Regions from separate parts of the Homo sapiens genome. Here all the other regions are linked to region 1. Evidence: chromatin loops called from intact Hi-C (ENCODE). Cell type or tissue: heart left ventricle. All regions are shown on one strand. Region 1 overlaps SYNPO2 (synaptopodin 2). Region 2 overlaps MYOZ2 (myozenin 2). Region 3 overlaps SEC24D (SEC24 homolog D, COPII component). Region 4 overlaps LOC101929762 (a long non-coding RNA gene). Region 5 overlaps MYOZ2 (myozenin 2).

What was found. Peaks named below come from ENCODE experiments on the same cell type or tissue, not always from the same donor. Only the 100,000 strongest peaks of a DNase experiment are listed, where the experiment ranks them.
Region 2: a loop joins it to region 1, with 4 times the contacts of the local background. A loop is called at or near these places in 14 of 110 quality-filtered maps.
Region 3: a loop joins it to region 1, with 2.7 times the contacts of the local background. A loop is called at or near these places in 10 of 110 quality-filtered maps.
Region 4: a loop joins it to region 1, with 2.8 times the contacts of the local background. A loop is called at or near these places in 55 of 110 quality-filtered maps.
Region 5: a loop joins it to region 1, with 5 times the contacts of the local background. A loop is called at or near these places in 34 of 110 quality-filtered maps.

The regions. Positions count from the first base shown.
Region 1 is chr4:119,040,009-119,045,008 of GRCh38, forward strand. The region is part of intron 4 of SYNPO2 (synaptopodin 2); the gene reads left to right. Among named protein-coding and RNA genes, the nearest start is that of SYNPO2-AS1, 58 kb to the left of the region's middle. In heart left ventricle, a CTCF peak has its summit at 2,154 (motif pointing right); no DNase peak of the experiment used is centred here; H3K27ac peaks cover 4,406 bases.
Region 2 is chr4:119,155,240-119,160,239 of GRCh38, forward strand. It overlaps MYOZ2 (myozenin 2), which reads left to right. Exons shown (of 6, transcript NM_016599.5): 4 at 2,783-2,912. Among named protein-coding and RNA genes, the nearest start is that of MYOZ2, 22 kb to the left of the region's middle. In heart left ventricle, no CTCF peak of the experiment used is centred here; no DNase peak of the experiment used is centred here.
Region 3 is chr4:118,751,358-118,756,357 of GRCh38, forward strand. SEC24D (SEC24 homolog D, COPII component) reads right to left here. Exons shown (of 23, transcript NM_014822.4): 12 at 1,340-1,531; 13 at 639-732. Among named protein-coding and RNA genes, the nearest start is that of METTL14, 68 kb to the left of the region's middle. In heart left ventricle, CTCF peaks have their summits at 366 and 2,471 (motif pointing right); no DNase peak of the experiment used is centred here; H3K27ac peaks cover 4,388 bases.
Region 4 is chr4:119,205,239-119,210,238 of GRCh38, forward strand. All of the region lies in intron 1 of LOC101929762 (a long non-coding RNA gene), which reads right to left. Among named protein-coding and RNA genes, the nearest start is that of USP53, 5.0 kb to the right of the region's middle. RefSeq lists an enhancer at 4,038-5,000. In heart left ventricle, no CTCF peak of the experiment used is centred here; no DNase peak of the experiment used is centred here; H3K27ac peaks cover 3,984 bases.
Region 5 is chr4:119,140,485-119,145,484 of GRCh38, forward strand. The region is part of intron 2 of MYOZ2 (myozenin 2); the gene reads left to right. Among named protein-coding and RNA genes, the nearest start is that of MYOZ2, 7.2 kb to the left of the region's middle. In heart left ventricle, no CTCF peak of the experiment used is centred here; no DNase peak of the experiment used is centred here; H3K4me3 peaks cover 4,962 bases; H3K27ac peaks cover 1,884 bases.

The DNA of each region.
Region 1 (5,000 bases):
GATTCAGTCGCCCTGTGCTTCAATACCTCAGCTGTGAAACGAAGACAATAATAGGTGTACCTCACAAGTTGTTATGAAGATTAAATGAAACAATATGCATTTTGTATATAAAACACTGCCTGGCACAGAGAAAGTATTCAACACATGTTAGCTATTATTATTCTTCTAAGGGGCACTCAATAAACAATAGCTACTATTTTAAAAACTTCCAATGAGGAAAACACAATTAAACAAGTTCTTTTGTGTTCTCTGTTAATATGAATCCCAGTTTGAGACCCACAACTAAAATAGGAAAAGTAGAAGGAGTGTCGCTATAAATTTCACATTGACACAAGAAATCTATTCCCAGGAGTCGTTGAGAGATCTTTGTTTCTTCTCTTTTTTCTTCTTACTGAAGTTTATATGTTTACATTCCTCTGTATTCAGCCTGTTTGTCCATTTTTTCCTGCTTTGTGTTCATCTATTGTGCCAGCATTCTTTTCGTGGTATACAAAGATGAGATCAGATTCAAAAAGACTGGTTCAATATTTTTATAAAATAACATCAGCTTTGAGCCTCTACTATAAAGACACTGTTTTCAGTTCAAAGTACCAATGTTAAATAGAATGAATGTAGTGGACTTAGTAATATGAAGAGAGCTCTTCTGGGGAAATGTTTGTAAACCAAACATATTCTCTAAACAGGATAGTTGGTATCCTGAGTAACCTGGTAGCATAGTTGAAGCTTAAATAGGCCTATTACACTGAAAGTGGAGCAGTTGGCAACCCTATCCCTGAGACTACCCCACTTCAGACCTGCAACAGTTGGGCTGACCTAGGAGGGCGCAGCTCACAGCTGTCCTTATCCCTCCTTTCCACACTGTCCTAGGACAAAGGGTCAGCAACCTGGCCTTTTTAGAGTAATTGATCCCCTTGCCTGAGAGGCATGATCACTTTCCAAAAACAGAAAGAGTGAAACCTCGGCCTGAACAGAGCAAACTCCCAGCTCAGGGCAAGTGATGAAAAACAATTCTAAGAAGCTGAGCCACTGACATAGGGAGGAACTTAATATTCCAGCTGCCTTTCAAACCCAGGGAATTTTTGTGGGTTTTCTGGTACTTCTAGAATCCTTCTGAGTCAGAAGCAGAAGTCAAGACTCATCTTGAAGATAAAAAATCAAAACAAGCTGAGATTCTGAAAATGTTATCTGAATCCAGAATAGCTTTTGTTTCAAATGCAATTGAATTGATTTAGTCTTGCTTTCCTTTTGTGCCATTTAATTACATTTAAAAATAAAGCAAAACTAGGCCTCTTACTGTACTAAAAACCCCTTTGTTCTTTTTTCACCTAGCATATCTAACACTGATAAAGAAATGTTCACAAAACCATTTTCTAGAGCTAAGAATCTCTAAGGAATTGGTTGAACTAATATAATGTACTAATTTAAGGTTTCATTGCAATCCTTCCACAATTAGATCTTTGGTTTGGAGTTTTTTTTTTAATTCACACTCAGAGTCTGTTGGTTGTGGTTGGATTACTTATTACTGTTTAACAAATGGTGCAGATCATAATTCTTCACGTAAGTCCAATATGGGCTAGATTTTGAATTCTGCATTATGAAATACTCACTGAAATGTCACAACTCATTGTGGGTGGTATTACTGAAATAAACAGCAACACTAAATATATTACTTAGAACTTTTAATTTTAATTTTACATTGAATGAACTAATATGATTTCCTTTATATACAGCACTTTAGTATGAGCAAACTATTCCCTTCGTAGTGTAACATATAGCTTTCCACTTTTTGTTCCTAGTGTAAAATTAAGATTTCCCCACCTTAGAGATAGCCCCACCTTAGAGATTCTGATTTACTAGGTTTGGGTGGGACCTAGGAATTTGTTTTTGTAACATACAACCCAGGTGATTCTGATGCTAATGGGCTGTGAACTACACTTTGAATAACACTTTTCTAACATGCAAACCACTTAAATCAACTTTATTCTTTAAAACCCATAAATAGTTTTCCTGTTTATCCAGTCAGGGACAGCCAGACTTGTAAACTGCACCTGCTTCCACAGTCTTAGTGCCCCGTCTAAAAGGAACAGGCAGGCGCTGAAGCACTCATCTTGCCGATTTTATTTCAAACGTCCAGGAGATGGCAGCAAACTCTCCTTCCCTCTCAGTGCTTCACAGGCAGCCATTCTAAAGCTCGTTGCATTACAATTTGCTTTGAATATTCTTTTTTTAAAAAAGACAAAAGACTAAAGGGGGCCTTGAGACGTGATTTTTATCTGACCCCCTGCTTCTAATCAAGAATGAGTATAAATATTTCTAGGGATAGAATAGAATGATACAATTTTATTATCTAGAAAAGAGATTGAATTTCCTTGGCTATTTTTTCTTATCTCTGGGGAAAAAGATTGTATGACTTCCCTTGGCTGTTGGGCCCTAGACTCTGTTATCTCCAAATCCAAAATATTCTTACTAATAACTAGCTTAAATCTATCTGGCAGTAATCTAAACATTCTTATTTTGGGATCTAGGCTAATGGAAAATTTTGAAGCACTTTGAATGCTTATTAGCTTTTTAAAATGAAAATAAATACGATTATAAAATTTTCAAAAGAAAAAGGAAGTTCATGCACTTTATGCATCATAGGGAAAGAGCCCAATATTTTTGTTTAACTTTAACATTAATCTTGGCAAATAGAGTAGTATGTCAACAAAATGCAAAATCAGTCAGAGGCTGCTTATATGTTACAAGAGTGTACGGAACAAAGAAACAGGCAGACCCACTTGGTGACGGCTTTGATCCTAACAAGCACATTGTTTTCAAAACTTTGAGGCACTAAAGTTTATTTCTAAAACAGAAAAGATGGTGACGTGTTGGAAGTTCTGTGATGTGAAATATATGTTTGTACATTTACCAGTGGGAGGAGAAAAGACTAATGGGAGAGCTGGATATTATAAATGATGGGTTAATGCTGGAGCCTAGGTCACTGCACAGGTTTGATGCCATGTGGTCAATGAATGACTGATCTGTTCATTGTATTTTGTTTGTTTGGTTGGTTGTTTTTTTTCTTTTGTTTTTGTTTTGTTTTGTTTTGTTTTTAGACAGAGTCTCGCTCTGTCGCCCAGGCTAGAGTGCAGTGGCACCATCTCGGCTTACTGCCATGTTTTTTTTTGTTTTGTTTTTTGTTTTTGTTTTGGATAATTGCTTAAGAATTTAGACACACATACTACTAAAGGATCTCTCTTTTCCTCTCTTTCTCTCAAATGTGTATTGATGAGGGCCTATCCATTTTAGTCTCCCCAGAAGTTACTTTTTATCTTAGGCTAAGATTACATATCCATAGCAGTTAAGAGGGCTGATGTAGTATTTTAGCTAATTCATAATATTTTTGTAAATTCATCAATGCATTTGCATGAATTAATACTAAAAGTGAAAAAATTGTTTAACAATTGTAATAGTCAATAAATACCTAACATCAAATCAAAATGAAGGCAAACTTTGGGATGGGGAGAAGTCAGGAGAATACTAAAGAATGAGATCCTTTTAATAAATGTGTGGTCTACATGGCAAAATTTGCTGTAGTATTAACATACAATGTTATCTCAAGACAATTATACATTGCAGCTTCATGAATGCATTAAGAAAGCTATGCCGGCCAGGCGCAGTGGCTCACGCCTGTAATCCCAGCACTTTGGGAAGCTGAGGTGGGTGGATCACTTGAGGTCAGGAGTTTAAGACCAGCCTGGTCGACATGGTGAAACCCCACCTCTATTAAAAACACAAAAATTAGCTGGGCGTGGTGGCACATGCCTGTAATCCCAGGTACCCGGCAGGGTGAGGCAGGAGAATTACTTGAACCTGGGGAGCAGAGGTTGCAGTGAGCCCATATCGTACTGCTGCAGTCCAGCCTGGGTGACAGAGACAGACTCCGTCTCAAAAAAAAAAAAAAAAAAAAAAAAAAAGCTATGCAAATAAAAACCAGCTGTAATAGCAGCTATAGCCATGGGCAAAATTAAGTATTTGATCTCTAATTTCGTATGTCTGATAAGTAGACACACATTCCAATAACTCCCGAGACATCCTTTCAGTGATTAATGACAGACTACAACTATATCTGGAATTAGTGTTTTCAATGGAAGTAAATGCTGCTTATTCTGAAGAAATGTAACTGGGATACTTCTGATAAAAGATGTTTCCTAAGTTTCCCATTTGTATTTGAAAAGCACATGATCGTGACCATCATTGTATACTTCTCTTTAACCCATGTTTCTCCTCCAGCAAAACAATCACACATTTGAAAATCCCACATAGTTTATGGCATCTCCATGTCTCTAAAATGAAATGACATACATGAAATTATTGTGTAAATTCCCTCAAACAGGAAAGATATCATTAAATAAAACTTATCACTTGGACCAGAGATGTGATAAAGGAATTGAGCATAATTTTTTTCTATTCTGTGCTTAAGAAAACAAGCTGTTGATGCCTTTCCTGATGAAGAGCTGGATTTATGATTCCTAATTTTATTTTTATTTATTTTATTTTTGAGATGGAGTCTCACTCTGTCGCCCAGGCTGGAGTGCAGTGGCGTGATCTCAGCTCACTGCAACCTCCACCTCCCAAGTTCAAGTGATTAAGATTCCTAATTTTAAACCTCACTCTGGGGTCATGTTTTTGACCAGGAAAACATAAATATGATAGGGAGTAAATCTTACATTTCTCAAAGAACAGTAGGTTAAACAATTTCCCCAGGGCCCAGGATATTAATCAAAGGTTCCATTTAATAAGCTTAGAAACATAGTGGACAGAAAAGCAGTTACAAAGGCCAACTCAGTCATTTTCCTCATCCTGTATTCTCCACATCTTTGTGAAATTATGTTGTCACACACTGTATAGTTGCTGTGTCTTCGTCATTGCCATTAACTCGCTTTGAATTGTCAGAGATTTTTAATGTAATTAGAAGTCGTGACAGAGGATGCTTCTAAACACATCAGTGGGAAGTTTTG
Region 2 (5,000 bases), 120 kb after region 1:
ACACTGGAAATGAAATTTCAGCATGAGATTTAGAGGGGACAAATATCCAAATCACATCAGTGGCCAACTAGACTTCAGCCAGATTATAAATAGGATGGGGACTCCAAATGACATAAATGCAATACCAAAACCCAGGTAACAGGAACAAATAAAGAAAGAGCACGAGAAGGTGGCATAGGTTTTATTGAAGTATTGGGATAATACAGAATATGGAGACATTTCCGGTAGATTAAGTTAGTTAGAAAGAAGACGGAAATTCTAAGATGGGTCTTAGAGGAAACCTAGGATTTGGTTTAGTAAAGAACAGAAAAGAGGGCATTCAAAGCAGGTGAAACAGCTTGTGGGGCTGAGGAGGGCAGAGGGTAGTAGTGGGGAACTGGCTTGTGGAAGTTTGCAAGGAATGAGAGGTAATGTTTATGAGGTGAGTATGACATCTACATTACCAAGCAAAAGAGTTTGCATTTTATTCACTAGGCAATTAGGAACAATTTCTAAAGATTGGAGTAATGCCATACCAGCATTTGTATTCGGTCTGACTGGAAGGAAAATGCTTGGTGGAAAATGAACAGAAGATAGATGATGACATGATAAAGTATGAGCAATGAGGATAACAGGAGCATGAAGACTAAAGTGAAAAAGGAAGATGGCATTTTAAAAAATGTCATAGTGAAAAAGAATCAGCTGGGTTTGGCTATTTATTCACTAAAAATTCAGCTAATATTCGCTGACTGCTTGTGCTATATAAGACACCATCTTAGGCTTTGTAAAAGACATATGGGCAAAATGAAATTCCCTGTTCTCAAGTAGCTAACAAGCTAGTAAATGAAACAGGACACAAAATATTATTTTAAAGGCGAATTATAGTAAATGATACGGGAGCGGCGAGAAGAAAGACAAAAAACTTTTTATTGGAAGGGGAGGAAGAATAAGGGAAGGGGTGTTTTTTAAATCACGACAGAGCCGACCATGGTAATGACGGAGAGGGGTCCTCTTGCTAGGGGAACTCCTATGATCAAAGATCAAAGGTAGAAAGGTGGAGAAACATACAAGATAATGGGGGAATCTTGATCTATGATCAAAGGTAGAAAAGCATACAAGATAATCGGGGAATTATAAGTGGTTTGGTTTTAAGCTTAGGGTACATCTTTAAAAACTGATGAGACTAGGTAGGCAGGTCTCAGTGCAAGGCTAAAACATTTAGGCTTATTCAGTATGCAATAAAGTGTGAACATGATGATGAGTTTGCAATTAGGCATGCGATGTTTAAAGTTGTAAAAATGTTTAAAGTCATAATATTTTTGCTATAAGTTTTAACCTCAGGCAGAGACAGCTCTAAGAGAATTCCTTCCCAAAATAGATCTTTTAAAATTCTAATAGAGATTAAGTATTTTTGTTTAAAAAGCTATTCGTTGAAAATATATATATGTTCCTGGGAAGTTAGTATATCATCAGACTATCAATATTTTATAAGTATAATTTATTCATGAAGATTTTATTTTATCATTGTCATTTTCTGCCCTGTCCAAATGTGGGCTTTGATGAAGCAGACGAAAGAACAAAGGCTCAAATTTGGACTACTGCTTTGAAAGTAGGCTTTTTTGGAATGCTGCAGAGATTAACATGAATGCAAAAGCCCTTGGGGAGGGGCTGTGTGGGTGAAGCATAAAAATGGAGATAAACTTTATTTCCTTCATAATTTTATTAAGTGAGGATCTTAATTTATGGCCTTTAGTTATGGTAAGTATTTAAATTTTAAAACAAAATTGTATTCTATCCTGAAATTGCTATAAAGTTAAATAAGTGTTAAAATGTAAAGGTATATTTCATCACAGAATCTTACAAACAAATATAGAAATTAAAAAATGAAAGATTTTCTGTATGTCACACACAAAAGAGTCAAAATCAGTGTCTAATTGCTATGCTTTTTACTAAATTTTTATTTTTGAAGTTAAAAGATGATTTGACCTAATCGCTTCTTTTTAAAATACACATATTTCCTATATGCAATTAAAACAATGATTTATTATGAGAATAAAACTTGGCTATACTTTTGAGGACATAACCTACTACGATGTCTATTTTTTTCTTAAAATGCAAACTGAACATTTTTAAGGTGCTATATTATTGCCATAGAATAAATCCTGTAATAGGAAAACAAATTTATCAAAATTTAAAAGACAAATGTATTTTTTCAGCATTTTATTTTCTAAAAATCAAAAATTTTTCCTTTTGCAAGTCTATGCAACTTAAAATATAAATGATTTTTGTGTTTTTTTGGAGTACATATGATTGCCGTTGAAATTTCAGGTTAGATTTTTAAACTTTCTAGACGTTAAAAAATCTAATTAAAGCCCAAATATAAATACAATGGAAGATAAGATTTACTAGGCCAAATGCTTAGCCAGTATGCTCTACATTATTAGATTAGTAAGGATTCAAAAATTAAATACATTTATCTCATAGGGATGGTCTGAACAGAAAATGAAATGATTGGTATGAACCACTACACACAGTGCCTGGCACACAGTAAGTCTCAATTTCAGCTCTAATCATTATTAAGTGGACTGTCATCATAAAATAGATCTTAGACTGATATCAGTAAATCTTCTCATTCAAGTGCGCAACCATCTTACTATGAAAAAAATTATTGAGGTCCCAGGAAGTAATGAAGCGACATTGCATTTAAATTATAAATATACAATTGAAGTTTTGCATATATAGCTCCTATTATTGTGCTTACATTTTTGAGTTTTCAGCAGAGTTTACTTTTGATTAAATACAGCACAGTATTGCTATGCAGAATGGGAAAGTGGATGGAAGTAACTTGGAAGGTGGTTCGCAGCAAGCCCCCTTGACTCCTCCCAACACCCCAGATCCACGAAGCCCTCCAAATCCAGACAACATTGCTCCAGGTAACCAATCCCCTTACCAACAGAGCAATAAAATTTCTGTGTACCTAATGATATGACTCAAGGCATTTAAAGCCTTTATTGAATAGTATTTAAATAATATATCTTTTCTCATTAAGTATGTTTTTGGGCCCCAGGCACGGTGGCTCCCAATCCCAGCACTTTGGGAGACTGAGGTGGGTGGATCACCTGAGCCCACAAGTTTGAGACCAGCCTGGATCACATGGTGAAACCTAGTTTCTACAATAAATACAAAATTTAGCTGGGTATGGTGGTGCACACTTGTAGTCCCAGCTACTTGGGGGGCTGGGGTAGGAGGATCATTTGAGCCCAGGAGGGGCTGCAGTGAGCCATGATCACACCACTGCACTCCATCCAGCCTGGGTAACAGAGTAAGACCCTGACTCAAAAAAAAGTTTCTTTTTTGGATAAATAGAAGACAAATGCAAAAATTCAAACCTAAAGGAATCACATAAAACATTTATAGTAGCCATACGTTCTTTGTTTTAGATGGTCTGTTAATCACCTGCTATATTGAAAATTATAATAAGTAATTTGTAATTATATTGAAATCCTATTTGTATAGGACTGTACAATTTATAAAGTGCTGTGATATATATTGTCTTCTTTAATTTCGCAGTAACTCTATGACATATTAATTACAATCCTCATTTTATAAATTAAGACGTTGAGGTTATGAATGTCTATGAAGCAACAAAGAATGAATAAGACCTAGTATTTGACAGCACAACAGGGTGACCATAGTCAATAGTAACCTAATTGTACATTTTACAATAACTAAAAGAGTATAACTGGATTGTTTATAACATAAAGAATAAATGCTTAAGATGATGGATACCCCATTTATCCTGATGTGGTTATTGCACATTGCATGCTGTTATCAAAATATCTAATGAACCCCATAAATATATACACCTATTATGTACCCACAAAAGTCAAAAATAAAAATCTTTTAAATTAAAATTACAAGAGAAAAAAGAATTAGGGCCAGGCACAGTGGCTCACAGCTATAATACCAGCATTTTGGGAGGCTGAGGATCACTTTAGGCCAGGAGCTCGAGACCAGCCTGGGCAACATAACAAGACCCTATCTCTACAAAAAATAAATAAATAAAACAAAAAAGAATTAAGCCCAGATCTGGTACCAAATTTACAACTGCCTCATGTCAACAGACCTTATGGAGATTGTTTTTGTTTTCTCTGTTCCCTCAAAGGACTTTCAATGCAGCTCCTAAAGAGTATACATTTGTTTATCATTTTAAAAGAGAATCAACTCCTTATTCAGTCAGTTTATAGTCTTTATAAATAATGTTGGGCATTAAAATAGGACATCTTTCAAAAAATTACATTATCTAATTAGACAACTTTTCAAAGTAACCTATAGTGTCTTTGAAAATTCAAGCATTTCCTCAAGAGTAGTGTATAGATTTCAAAAATTTAAAATAGTTATATCTTGAAACTAAAGATATATGTCTAATTTTTGTAAAATAAACAGTAAATTTAGCAAAAGTACTCCTAGCATTCTTCTCAAATGTAATACTATTTTTGAAAATATGTAAATATTTTGAGATAATGTTATACAGGTACAGCACCTGTACAACATTAAATATTATTTAAAAATAAGGTATTAGAGCATTCTTAATGAGCACGATGAGAAAAACTGTGGATAGACTTAGCAAAATAATACCGAAGGAAACCAATTAGGCACAATTAAAATGCATACAATTCTGAAATGGATTATTTTAATGAAGTTCTCTGGTAGCTTTCAACAAAAGTTATGGCAGAAAAGCAGGTAATAGGGTCTGTATCTACATCATCAACCACATGAGAAAAGAAATAAGGTTTAGAATCAGACAGATCTGGGTTCAACCCTATGGCTCTTCCCATTTTACTACCATGCTGGGAAAGAAAATACATCTCTTTGGGCCCTAGTTTCCTCAATCTGTAAAATAGAGAAAGAAATCTCGCTTTACAGGGTCACTGTGCAAAGTAAGTGTGATGGTATGCGAATAGTCCCTAACATATAATAAGCACTCAGTTAAAGTTAATTCTTTCCCCATCCACCTTTAC
Region 3 (5,000 bases), 290 kb before region 1:
AGTAGAGACGGGGTTTCTCCATGTTGGTCAGGCTGGACTCAAACTCCCAATTTCAGGTGGTCTGCCTGCCTCAGCCTCCCAAGGTGCTGGGATTACAGGCGTGAGAGTGAGTGCTTTTTAATCATTACGGCTTCTTCAGTTTACTGTCTTCATTACTATGAGAATGATCAGAGTCATTTTGGACTCAGCTTCCCAACTGGAGACATGGCCAACCTCTCATCTACTTCTGGCAATCAGCATTCACATCTCTGTCACTGACTGTGACAAGGCCTTGGCCTGTCATGTTTGAAAATCCCATGGCTGGGGAGGGTGATATGGGAATCTGGTAGTTCTGATATTGTTGGACTAATTTTAAAATAGACCATATAAAGTTCATATAAAAGCCAGAGGGAGGAGCTAAACTGGAAATCCTGGCAAAATGAGTTGCTCAGATGCTAACAGTGCTGGAATGGACACACTGGGAGCAATCTGTGGTTTTGGTCATTTCCTCCTGAGATCTGAGTGGAAGTTTGGAATAGCCTCTAGTGACCCACGTTTTAATGAAGACTGTCTTTTCTTTCATAAATGAAACTTTCTTATTTTTTGTCTCTCTGTTTTTAAAATTTATTTACTAGCAATTAGAAGTGGCTTCTTCTCACCTTTAGTGCTTCCATGCCAGCCTGGATGACAGGAGCAAAGACAGTCTCATTTTCATTAGAGTCTGCAAACATGTCTGGAATCTGGTCCAACAAACTATAAGACATGAGTAAGCAAAAGGTTTGAAATGTTTAGCATATTTTAATAAACTTCAAGCAATAAATCACTAACATTTCAAGCCTAAACACATATGGTATTTATTTGACACCAACACCTATAGGTAATTTTTCCTTAGGAAATGATATCTTAGCGTGGCTTGGCACCAAAATCTATGATTTGAATGGAACATTTACAAAATCATTCTTTGTAGATATTTTTTCTATTCACTGCAATACTGATCTCTTAGACCATAAATTCTTGGAACAGTGGCTACATCTTCAGTTATTACCATCATCATTGAATACATTCATCCATATATAGGAAATAGCTCCCTTGCGATACCTTTCCAGAAAAAGAGGAAGAACCAATAGGGCTGAATGTGAGCATTTAAAAAATTCTTAGATACTGGTCTATATTTAAAAATCTCTTAGATACTTGTCTATATTTAAAAAAGACTGACTTAACATAAATGATAGAGTTTTATAATCTGTGTCTTGAAACCCCCTTGCTAATGATAAAACAATGTATGATTGAATCAAAACACAGTGCAATTAAAGACAAAACACCTGATTTACTTTTAAATTATAAAACACTTGATATTTACTTATGAATCACAGATTGGGATTCTTGATAGTTGACAAGGAAACCATCCAACAAAGGAACAAAGACTTCTCCAACATCAGTCACCACCATCATCTGAGGCTGGGCCAGATTACTCTTCACATTAAAGAAATGGAGAACTTTGTTATATGTGATAAAACCCACTCGAATTGCAGACGTCTCTTCTTGCTCTTCCCTGTAAGGAAAAAAAAAAGTGTTTGAGATGCTTTATAAATTTAGATGAAAAGGAGGTTTCTATCTGAAATTCAGTAAGTGTGTCTTCTATAAAATACATAAAAACATGTTTAAAGTTTTTGTCTTACTTTCTGTTACCAAGTGTAAACAATACTAGTCACGGCAATGGGGGATAGGAGTTATTACAAAAATAAACAAACTGATAAGGAAAAAAATCCTCAAAATTCTAGGTAAAAATCAAGTAAACACTTGTTCATATTTCTGTAACATATTTATTTTCAATCTATAGAAAACAATAATGCTTTTTTCATGAATAAGCTAGGCTTCTTACATTCCTTATAAACAAGGCTCTCTCAAAAGTCACCAGAAGGTCAGAAGAACAAATGGAATATTTGAAGCAAGGGATGAGGAAGCCATACTCATATTACTAACAGGACAGCTGCTTTTATTGAGAAAACACTTGCTCCTCTTCTCTGATTCTTTTCTTACATATCAGAGAATCTCAACAGAAAATAGGCTAGATTTGGGGAACTATATACCTTATAAACACATAGTATAAATATATAAAATAAGTTACATTTATAAAATGACAGTGTAATTGTTATTAGGTGACCATTTATGATGGTCATGGCAAAGCACTAAAAAGCTCCAAAGCTCTAAAACTGTAACAAAAAGTAGATTTTTTTTTTTAAGGAATTCCAAAACGAGGCCTTAGTATTCCTGTAAGTATAAAGGCATGAATGTTCTCGTTCCAGTCTATAGTCTATAGTGAGTACCTTCAGAATTTCATGGTCTAAACTTAGTTTCATGTTTGTTGAGTGCATTGTACAGTCTATTTTTGTCTCCCCTAAAAGAAAACACATAGATACTATTGATGCTCTTACCAATTTTCAATGGAGAATATTACATAGTGCTCAATGGTTAAAGAAAAGACACAAAACATACATGCCACTTTCTTTGACCATTAGATGTCAGCATAACTTATTTTGATTAAAGGACAACTTTTTTGAAAAGGAACCTGGTTTGCCCAGCTTCTAAATTTTGCATACGGCCTAAAGAGTTACTTGAGTACAAGGGAGAGGAAAATGGAAGTATCTAGATGGAAGTATCTCAAGTTCAAATTGCTGATTCTGCTGCAGACTTACCAATTTCTTTGATATGTCAACAGAGTACAGGCTGATAAGGTACTGACTCTGAACTGTGTTTTCTTCTCTACTTCCTTCACTAACTGAGGCTATTTGTTCTTCACTGGGCAGTTTAAATAGATTCTCATAATCCCTTCCAAAAGCACTTGGAAACTGTTTATATTCTGGACACTTGCAAAGCTTTCAGAAATGAGAATCCCTATTCTTTCTAACTACACATACAACAGACACTCACACACACCTCAATTATCCTAAATGGTGCAACTTTATGCAACTAACCACTATGCTATACTGCATCCATACTCACCCCAACCCCCACCCGATTCATTTGAATCTTACTCTTCAAAACCAAGTGCAAATTCTTCCTCCTCTGTGAAATCTCCCCGATGCTACCAATTAGAAGTCATTTCCTCTTCTAAACACTTATAAATCATTCTCATTGGGCTCTTAGCATAAGGTACCTTTTAGTCACAAGTCCTTGACTGCATGCTAATAAAGGACAGGACCCAAAGCTTATGTTATCTGTCCCCTGAGGGTCGGGTACAATGTGGGGAATTCGATATTTAACTGAGGATGACTATCATGATGGTGAAAAACTGGATTTGGGATGTCAAGTTAGAGCCCCAACTGATAACCCAATAGTATACATTTCTTCCCAACTCCAGTTTAGTCATGTCACCCTGATAGTTTAGAACCAGCCTGGCTAGAAGCACTGACACCATGGATTGAGCTAACACTACAAATTAAGGCTTTATTTTTTTGAGAGCTTACCAGCACACCACTAGTTAAGCTCCCATTTCCCAGTAAAACTTTTTATGACATTAGGTGAAAAATATCCCAGCAAATCACAAAGGGCTTTTATTCTCTTTTAATAGTTAATTTAGAATCAACTAAGGCAAAATACATAAAAGAAAATCTACAGAGGAAAAACTAGATTACTATTTCCCATTGGATTTGGACATTTTCAAGTGACGGGAAAGGAGTATCCTGGGATTCACAGGGTTCACTTAAGATCTAAATTAACATTTTTTAAAAGCATCTAATCAGAACATCCTACATTATTGCAAAATATTAGTACTGGTCTCCATGGGAACTTTTTTTTATTTGTTTGAGAAACAGAACTGTCCTAAAATTTTCTTCAACGGTGTAACTGCCTTATTAAATCATATCCAGAAGAAAACTAATTTTCAGCCTCTCCTTCCTATTAATTCTAGACATGTTTTGTGAAGTTATATAAGAGATTTCATAAAGACTAATACATTGATGTTCTTTTTTTCAATGATTACTTCTCTCAATGCTTGACCCATCATCATTTTAATGGAATGAACCTGACAGAGCAATACTGAAGACATTGGTAACTAGATGAACCAGAAAATTTTAAGATCAAGCATTTGGAACGTTTTAGTTACAGCAGCATTAAAAACAAACAGACAAAAAAAAAAAAAAGGCAAAATAACTAAAGAGCTTGATCTGAATAACAGATGAAACATTCAAATCTTTTCTTTCCTGTTCCAGAGAAGTCAGAAAAGTCTGGCGACCTTGAGAGGCCAAAGGTATAAATTCAAAGTTAAATAGTAAAGAATGAGGCCTTCCTTTTTCAAAAGATCAGCTAAGAGATTAACACACTCTCAGATGTTAATCAAGACTTCAGACTGTGCTTTTTAAAAAGCTGTTTGGCAAGTAGATCAAATTGATGACAATCTTACCTTAAAAAAAATAAAGTTACACATATGCACAGCCCAAAATAAATTTCAGGGGAGAAGAAACAACCAGATTTGTTTTAAAAGATAAAGTAGAAAAAGGTAATTGGCTTGAATAAAATCTTTTAAAAGAGAGATCGGAATAGTGGCAGAGAATAACCAACAGTATCCTTTTATTTTTTCCTCCTATCTTTTGCCAAAGTCACACATCTGTGCTCCAATGGTACATAAAGTTATAATGACACCAAAGGAAAGAGTATGATTTCATAACTTATATCAACAGGCTATTAGCTTCATATCACCAGCATTGATAAGGAACAAGGGACTGGTGAAGTAACTGTCTAGGATAATAGATTAGCCTAAGTTGAACCAGTTTGAGAGAAGGAAAAGAGAGAAAGACCATTTCCAGCAATTAGAGTAGTTTTCTTTCATGCTAATCAAGTTCAAATTCAGATTAAACCAACCCCATGAGAGAGTTCTGTAATAAAATACATCATATTCAGCAGAAAATCCATACTTCTCAAGTTTCCTTAAGAATAGGGTAAGGGAAACTACAGTCACAAACACATCTGCAGGCATCAGACGCCTTTCTTATGCCACCATCTTCAACTTGCTCCCAGCTCAT
Region 4 (5,000 bases), 170 kb after region 1:
GTCACACAGGCTTGGATTTGTTATATTTCCAAGGAGTGGGAAAATAAGTTTGATAAATTTGCAAACACGATGGTTGTTTTTTGTACAGTCAGAGAACTACCATGGATATCACAATTCAGAAAAAAGAAAATATTCGCCTTTGAAATACTCTTGACCTCCTTATGTTCTCTTTCCTTTGTCTTATAAAAAGGTACAAAAGTGCCACGTATGTTTATCAATATTCTAATATTTGAATATATAAGAAATTTTACTGTACTTTAAGAAAGAAAAGAGTTCCATCTTCCATGAAACTTCAGAATACTTCATGGAAAATTGTTCACACTAGGCAAATTCCAAATGTTAAGGAATTGGATTTCAGTTCTGGTTCTGCCAGAGTCTAGAATGACCTTGGGTAATTTTTCTTCCCTGGGCTTAAGTTTTCTCATATGTACAGTGAGGGATTTTAACAAACTAATCTCTGAGGTCCTTTCCATCACTAAGATACTAAGATTCTAAGGCATCTTATATATAAAATAATTTTATAAAACTAGTTTTATAAAAAGTTGAAGAGAATTGATGTTCATAGAAAGGAATGCTAGTGAATAACTTTATGACAATTAAACCTCCAGATATTTTTGGCCAATACTTCTGGACCTATTATTAGTGCAGTACATACTGGCTTTGTTCATTTCTACTTACTCTACTGCATTTCCATGGCTGTAACTTGACAGCATATTTAACTTATATGGTCTTTTATTTAGTCATTCATCTTCTGTTTATTGAGTGCTTCCTATGTTCTAGACACTATGCTAGGTACCTCATTTTCATTATTTCTAAAATAAGGATATTAGTAATATCTAAATATTAATATTTAGGGTCATTGAAAAAGTTAAATAAAATAGTCTGCATAAAGCAGTTAGTTTCTAACACATATTTAGGGATTAAATAACAATTGAGAAAAGGCACTTTCACATATTTAGAACACTGTACTCTAATTCTTCCATTTAAGCATGAGGAAAGAGAGGTTAAAAGAGGTTAAAACTGATCTGCCCACAGTCATACAACTACTTGTTGAGAGCAAAGAACATTCAGTGTTGTTTCTATCATATCCACGTTGCTTCTGAGCACAAATAATTCCACAATTTGTTTTTTTTTTCATTCTTTTGCTCAGATTACAAAACATTGCCAGAAAAAAAAAATTACAAAACTAGGCAAATAAGTGTCCAGAGGGGCTGGCAGTCCTACTTAATCCTGTTAACAGCAATCCAGTTAGCTAGGATACCCTGCTACACACAGATGAAGAAACTGAGATTTATGGAAGTTAATAGCTTTTCAAGATCACACAAACAATAAATGGCAATGTCAGGATTTAAATCTGTTTCTGTCCAGGTACAAAAACCATACTATTTTATGACACCATGTTGCCCTTAAACATTTCTTTTCTTGGCTTTCTAACACTTTTAGTTCTGCCATTAGGATTAATTTAGGCTGCAGCTGGGGCAGAAGGTCAGGAATCCAGTCTTCGTCAACATTTTCCTTAATGACATAGCTGAAGACAAAGAAGATATTACTAATTTTTGCAATACAAAAATAGAGGAAGAATAGTGAATCTTATGAGATAAGATGAAACTTACTGGCATGAAACTTCAAAGCAAAATAAGATACTTAAAAGAAATGAAGAAAACCAATGATGGGGTTGCTTGTGCTCTGAGACAGCATAAATATTTGTGTCCAAAAAAGAATAATGGCATTAAGATTTGGAAAACCTGGCTTCCTATCACTTTATAAAAGAGAAATAAATTAAAAATCAAGTATTTTGAACATAAACTAATATTGGTTAACAAAGTGACACAATTGCAAAACAATCTTATTTAAACTATCCTGATAAGAAAACAGTGTCTGAACTATGGGAGGAAGTAATTTCTCCAAACCACAATTGGGGTAATTGCAAAAATCTGTTTTTATTTTTGGGCACCACATATTTTTCTGAAGTTGACAAGACAGCATCTTGAATTCAGTCACATGGATGGTATGTGAGGCTTGTTACTGCATTTGCCAGGAACATGTTGATGAAGCCATTGTCAGTGAACATAGATAAGAGTCTCCTTAGATACAGGCTCACATGGGGGAGAAAAGCATTTTAAACGATGACAGAAAAATGTTTTCCTGTTACTGATAACTTAAATATCTCATTCACTTTTGGTTTTAGAACATAGCCAAACTGAAGTTTAAGTTACAGGCTCATGCATATATCTGTTCTTTTGCTCTCGCTCTTTACCTTTTACTCTTATTTTAATTCCTGATAGCTCTGATTGTTTTTTCTTATTTATGTTTGACCTCCATTTTTTATTATATGCCAGAATTTATTTAAAATCATTTAAATCATTTGTAGGATGAGGTGAAGTACTGTATAATAAATGAATGAATATGTGGATTAGTGTAATATTTACTAGGCTTTCAAAAATCGTTGCTAGAGTGGAGTATTTTAGCTTAAAAACACAAAAGATATTTTCAGTGTTAACTACTATCTTATGAAAAAGGAGAATATAGATTTCTGTTGTTTCAAAGGACAGAAATAAGGCTAGTATGTGGAAATTACTAGGAGATAGATTCCAACTCATTGTGATGAACATTTTTTTGAGTTAGTCTTAAAAGGGCAATAATAGGCTGCCCTGCAAAGCATTAGGTTTTCTATCACTGTTACCATATTTGAACAGAAGCTGATAGCCCACTGGTGAGGATGATCCTCCATTGAGTGGGAGGCTGGACCAGATGAAATCTAAAGCTTTCTGTACTTTTGAGATTTTAATTAAATACATATCATTGTCATCAATGATAATGGGATTCTATAAGAACATTTTTTTTTTTTTTAGTAATCAGCATTAGTAATCATAATAATGGCACTAATGGCCATCATAACCTAGTGTGGGACTTTACAGTTGCTTTTATCTAGGGCCTTATAAAAAGATATTTGTATAAGTATTTCTTCTCACCCCAATTTTAATGATAAGAAAATTAGAATGTTTCAATGTGAAATAACATACAAGGGTAATGAAATTGCCTACGCTGACCCTAAGTCAGCAAAAATTAAAGAGGCCACTAGTTAAACCACTAGCAGTGATTTACTAGCAAATGTTGACCTTGTTATGGCAGAGCCTTAGAAGGTCTGGGATGGATGGCCAGAAAAGTTTCAGCCAAGTAAGAGCTAGCTAAGATATCATGGATATTGAATTTGAACTTCCAGTGTTTAACAAAATGTCATGCTGCAGAGCTTTAGGAATCCAGTAAATACTGAAGTCCAGAATTCCTTGTAAGAGGAGAGAGGATCCTCAGGAACTCTCTCTCTCCTTCCCACTTCATCTGTGCCTTACTCGTTCAGACCAGCTACTTTCAATGACAAGGCACATTACTATAGCAATCACTTAGAGACCCATGGGAAGAATGTTCTAGGCCAGTAATTCTCAACCTTGATCCTACTGACATTGGGGACTAGATAATTCTTTGTTGTGGGAGACTGTCTTGTCCATTGTAGGATGTTTAGCAGCATCCCTGCCCGCAACTGTGACAACCAAAAATGTTTCCAACCATTGCCAAATGTCCATGGGAGAGAAAACCACCCCCAGTTTAGAACTAGTCTTCCAGACATAGAGAATAGAGAATGCAAAGCCTTGAACAGCATGAGATGTTGTTGCGGAAGCAGGAACAGATCATTCAGGGGTCTATAGGCCTTGGCAAGAATTTTGGATTTTATTCTATGTGAATGAAAAGTCATTGAACAATTTAAGTTGGGGAGTAACATGTCAATATTTTTAAAAGACTAATTGGCTGCTGTGTGGGAAATAGATTTAAAACCATGAGGATAAATGACATCTCAGGATCAGGCACTAAGGCACATCAACATTTAAAGCAGATTGAAAAGTACAAGAGAAAAGGAGGCTGAGAAAGAGAAGCCCATGAGGCAGGATGAAAGCCATAAAGGAATGATGTCACAAGAATTGAGATGAAGATGTCAAGGAGGGAGTGGTCAATTGTGACTAGATTTTTCTGGTTGACTCATCCCTGAGTCACAGCCTAGAGATTTCTCTTCTTGCCTAGCTATAGTTTCCCCTACAGTTCTTCTGTACCTTATTCCAAATGAATCATTCTGCCCCAGAACTTACAAAGGCTTCCCATTGTAGTCCTGTACTGGCCTTGTTCAATCCTGTTTCTAAAACTTTGCTCTTTTAAGTTACATATCTTCCTCAATGCCTTCAAATACACTTGCTTATAATCCTTCCAAGCTGAAGTTCATATTTGATCTCCCACAGAAGCCCTCTCCAACTTTAGCCCACACAGATGACTCTATTCAAAAAAATCAACAAAACTTCCAATTTTTACTCCATCCAATAAACACTGCTTGTTAAGCATCTGTGCTAGGCACTGTGCTATGCCTTGGAAACATGAAAAAACAGAGAGCTTAGGTAGTAAGGAAATTCACTTGTCAGTCCTTATGGATGCATTTAGGAAAAAAAGGATTCTGTCTAGTATCTAACCCTGAGTCAGTCATTGATCTACTACTTCCCTATGCTATATTTCACTCTACCCCACCCAGCTCAGTCATGGTTAAGCTGTTGATTACCTCCTGGAACTACTGGGTTACAGCTCCGCAGGACACAATGTTGCTATTCCTACCAGACATTAGTGGCAGGGTGCATCTAGCCACAGGGTAGCACATTTCTCAAAGTCTGAGTTATAATCAATCCAGAATAACACTAAGAGGTGTGTATATGTGCTGGTGGTGTGAACTTTGGCTAAGCCTCAGCTGAATGATCTAGGGTATTCTTTGGCATGCCAAGCCTGCTCCCTTTCATGATCTCTTTGCCTGTGTGAGGTGCAGAGATTGGTCTTCACAAATTTGGGTCCAGCCAATCAGAAACTAGGGAATCAAACCCACACACGTCCCTCAAGGACAAATAGTAAGAATTAAAATATTTTAAATCCTTGTTGTGACTTTCCCAATTACAAATTTTCTGGGAGCAACA
Region 5 (5,000 bases), 100 kb after region 1:
AGAAAAATAAGAGCTAGAAAGGTTTGCATGTTTTATTTTGAAAACTGGTGTGCAGTCATATCTTGTGAATTCATAAGTTTTCTGAGCATCTAACCCCTAATAAGGCACTCCAGAAAATGAGTACAAGAGAACTAGGCTAAATTGTATTTTACACTGAAGTTGAAATTGCAGAGTTCAATTCTAGCTATGTTATTCCATCATCCTAACTTTCTTTGAAGGCTTTTTCACTCAAATATGTTTTAGACATACATCCTATAAACAGAACTAGATTATTCTGTTTGTATAATTCAATACATTGGTAATGTCATTTTTTGAATGTTTATAGATTTATACAGTTTTTAAATAATATTTTTATTAATGACAAATTTTTGAAAACTTTATAAAATAGCCTTAGAACTCAAATCAAGACAGAGACATATGAAATAAGAAAATAAAGAATCACAGATGGTATTCAAAATCAACTTTTTTATGTAGAGATAATTATCACAGAACTTTTTATCAATTGGAGTTTTAAGGCATTATCCAAAATCACAGTCTGGACTATGATCTTACATGTTATATGTAATATGTACATACATGTTACTTTATAGAAGAACATATTTTATGGACTATTATTCAATTACATAGGCCAACTGTCCAGGGACAGGAGGAAGAGTTCTGTGCAAATGCAGATAATCAATAAGCCCACCCTAAAGCAAATAAGCTTCAGCTAGCTACCCTCTAGTAATTGCAGTTGCCAATCATGGTAGAACAGTTTCAAAAGGTCTTTTGTCGTACTACAATTATTTGTAAGTGAGTGTCTTTGCAAACTATGGATTAGATTAACTCATCTAACTGAAGTTCTCAGTATAAATGACACCAATAAGAAAGTACACCTAACCATATTATTTTCTTTCTTTCTTTCTTTCTTTTTTTTGAGATGGAGTCTTGCTCTGTTGCCCAGGCTGGAGTGCAGTGGTGCAATCTCCGCTCACTGCAACCTCCACTTCCTGAGTTCAAGTGATTCTCCTGCCTCAGCCTCCCGAGTAGCTGGAATTACAGGTGCCTGCCACTACGCTTGGCTAATTTTTGTATTTTTTTAGTAGAGACATTTTGCCATGTTGGCAGGGCTGATCTCAAACTCCTGACCTCAGGTGATCCACCTGCCTCAGCCTCCCAAAGTGCTGGGATTACAGGCATGAACCACCATGCCCGGCCTTATTTTTAATAGATGATCTAATGCCACAAAGACAACCTTCTAAGCCATGAAGGCAAGGATATGTATTCTAAATAAAACATATCATTTATCAAGCATCAAGATTAAACACACCGTTAAGAACCTGTGCAAGGGTTTGCAGCGAAGGGCAGGCAACAGCTGAACTTAGAATCTGTGTGCTCAGCTGACAGCGTTCTTGACTCTGAAAGTTTAAGTAATGAGAGTGATCATGCATTAGATTCCTTAACTCACAAATGGTTCTGAAACCCTTGCTCCAGTGACATCATAAATTTAACTATTAGAAGGGAAGGGAAGGGAAGAAAACCTTGGAAAATTTTGTTTGTGTGTTTTATTTGTTTATGCAATACATCCCTGACACTGATGGATGTGCCCATTAGTATGCTATTATATATTTAACAATTGCTTCTTGAATGGGGCAGCAGTAGGGATGTTTTGATTTGTAGAATTTGCAAATTTCTGTGGTATAAATGCTTCCACCATGGCCAAATTCAAGCTACCACCATGGAAGCACTAAATGCAGAGCTGGAAACAGATATGCAGTAGTAGAACATTACATATTTTCCCTATACAGTTACAATGGATATAAATAACCTCAAGAGCGTAACGTCTCTTCTATCTTTTATAATCTAAATTGAACTTGCTATTTTGAATCCAGAATCAAAAAGTTGAAATATCGCATCCCCATCACATTGTCTAGTATGTTGAGGGATATTCATAGACACACTAAAAAATAAACTTGCTCATCCTTCCATGGTCCAAACACATAGTGACAGAGACTCCAAACACTTGCAAATAAGCAAGGGTGAATATTCCCTGTAGAACTCAGCAAAGCTGACGAGCAACTCCCGGGAAATTGTTGCAAAATACCCTCATGTACTCTGCTCTGTTTTTCTTATGCCTTTTCCATAGGCTATTTCTACCATTCCTGGGGACTGTGAAGTGCAGCATTTTGCTTTGTTTTGTTTGGGGATACTAGAGAGCCAGACAAAGCTGTTCTGCATTGCATTAGGAAGAAGTATAAAAATTTTTAAACATTTTAATAATAGACTTTATTTTTTAGAGTTTTAGACTTGCAGGAAAGTGAGGGAGAAAGTACGATGAGTTGCTGTATAAACTTCTTCCCCGCTGCTGTTTCCTCTATTATTAGCATCTTGCATCAGTGTGTATTTGTAACAACTGATGAACCAATATTGATAACTGTTGCACTCCATTTTGTGCTGCTATAACAGAATACCTGAGATTGGGTAGTTTATAATGAAAGACATTGTTCATGGTTCCAGAGGCCAGGGAGTCCAATATTAAGGTGCCAGCATCAAGGGAGGGTCTTTTTGCTGAGTCATCAAATGGCAGAGGACAAGAGAGAAAAGGGGGCTGAATTCATCTTTTTATAAGGTCACAAATCCCACCCATGAGGGTGGGGTACTCATGGCTTAATTACCTTTTAAAGGTCTGAGCTCTTAATACTGTTACAATGGCAATTAAATTTCTTTCTTTCTTTTTTCTTTTTTTTTTTGAGATGGAGTCTTGCTCTGTCACCTAGGCTGGAGTGCAGTGGCCTGATCTCAGCTCACTGCAACCTCTGCCTCCCAGGTTCAAGCGATTCTCCTGCTTCAGCCTCCCGAGTAGCTGGGATTACAGGTGCACACCACCACACATGGCTAATTTTTGTATTTTTAGTAGAGATGCGGTTTCACCACATTGGCCAGGCTGGTCTCGAACTCCTGACCTCATGATCTGCCCACCTGGGCCTCCCAAAGTGCTGGGATTATAGGCGTGAGCCACCGCGCCTGGCCTGGCAATTAAATTTCAACATGAGCTTTGGAAAGGACAGACATTCAAACCACAGCATTAACTAAAGTCCATAGTTTACATTAGGATTCACTCTTTGTGTTACGCAGTTCTACGGGCTTTCACAAATGCAGTGTCGTATATCTGCCATTACAGCATCACACAGGATAGTTTCTCGGCCCTAAAAATCCTCTATGCTCCACTTATTCATCCGTCTCTCTCTACCTCCTTCCAAGTCCCTGGCAACTACTGATCTTTATGCTACCTTCTAGTTTTGTCTTTTCCAGAATGTCAAATAGCTGGAATCATACAGTAAGTAGATTTTTCCGACTGGCTTCTTTTACTTAGAAATATACATTTAAGAATCCTTCATGTCTTTTCATGGCTTGATAGCTCTTAATTAAATTTTTTATTTTGAGTTTTTTTTAGATAATCATAGTTTCACCTGCAGTTGTTAAGATGTAATACAGGGCTATCCCATGTGCCCTTTCCCAGTGGTAACATCGAGCAAAACTATAGTACAATATCACAACCAGAATATTGACATTGATACAGTCAAGAGACATAATATTTCCATTCCCATAAGGGTCCCTCATGTTGCCCTTTCATAGCCATACCCACTTCTCTCTAGGCCCCATCTCTCCTTAAACCCTGACCAATCACTATTCTGCTCTCCATTTCTATAATTTTTCTGTAATTTCAAGAATGATATACAAATGGAATCATACAGCATATAACCTTTTGGGAATGGCTTTTTCATTCAGTGTAATTCTCTAGAGATTCACCCGGGTCTTGTTCTCAATGATTTGTTCCCTTTTGTTGCTGAATACCATGCTGTGGATGGACCACAGTGTTTTTAATAGTTTACCCATTGAAGTACATCTGGGTTGTTTTCAGTTTTTGATTATCAAGAAGGAAGATGCTATGAACATTTGGGTATATGATTTTTCAAGAACACAAGTTTTCATTTCACTGGGATAAATGTCCAGTATTGCAGGGTAGTTCTGCATTCAGTTTATAACAGAATTTATTAAATTGTTTTCTAGAGTGTCTGTACCATTTTATATCTTCAGCAGCTATGTATGAGTGACCCAGTTTCTCCACATCCTCACCAGCAAATGGTGCTGTCATCATTTTTCATTAAAGACATTCTGATAGGTGTATAGTGATATATCATTGTGATTTTAATTTGCATTTCCCTAGTGACTGATGATGTTTACCATCTTTTCAAATGCTTATTTGCCATCTGTATATCTTCTTCAGTTGAAATGCCTCTTCATGTTTTGGCCCACATTCTAATTGGATTGTTTGCTTTTTTAATAGTGAATTTTGATAGTTCTGTATTTATGCTAGACTGTTTTCAAGGTTACATGTTTTGAAAATATTGTTTCCCATTCTGTAGCTTGTCTTTTCATCCTCTTAGTAGGGTCTGTCTCAGAGCAAAAGTTTTTCATTTTGATGATGTCCAGTTTATCAATTATTCCTTTTATGGATCATGATTTTGGTGTTGTTTAGCAACTCTTTGCCTAGCCCTAGGTCCCAAAGATATACTAAAGTGATTTTTCTTCCTTAGCCCATTAACATGGTGAATCTTTGCCTAGCTCTAGATCTCAAAGATACAGTAATGTGATTTTTCTTCCTTAGCCTATTAACATAGTGAATTACATTGATTGATCTTTGAATAGTGAAACAGCCTTGCCTCCCTGGATTAAACCCCACTGGCTCATGATATAAAATTCTTTTCATATATTGCTTAATTATATTTGCTAATAATATGTTAAGGATTTTGCTTCTACGTGTATGTGGGATATGGGATATTGTTTTGTAATTTTTTCTGTGTGCGTGTGTGGTTTTTTTTTTTTTTTTTTTTTTTTGAGATAGGGTCTCACTCTGTCTCCCATGTTGGAGTGCAGTGGCCTGATCTCAGCTCACTGCAACCACCTCCCAGGCTCAACTGATCCTTCCACCTCAGCCTCCCAAGTAGCTGGGACCAACC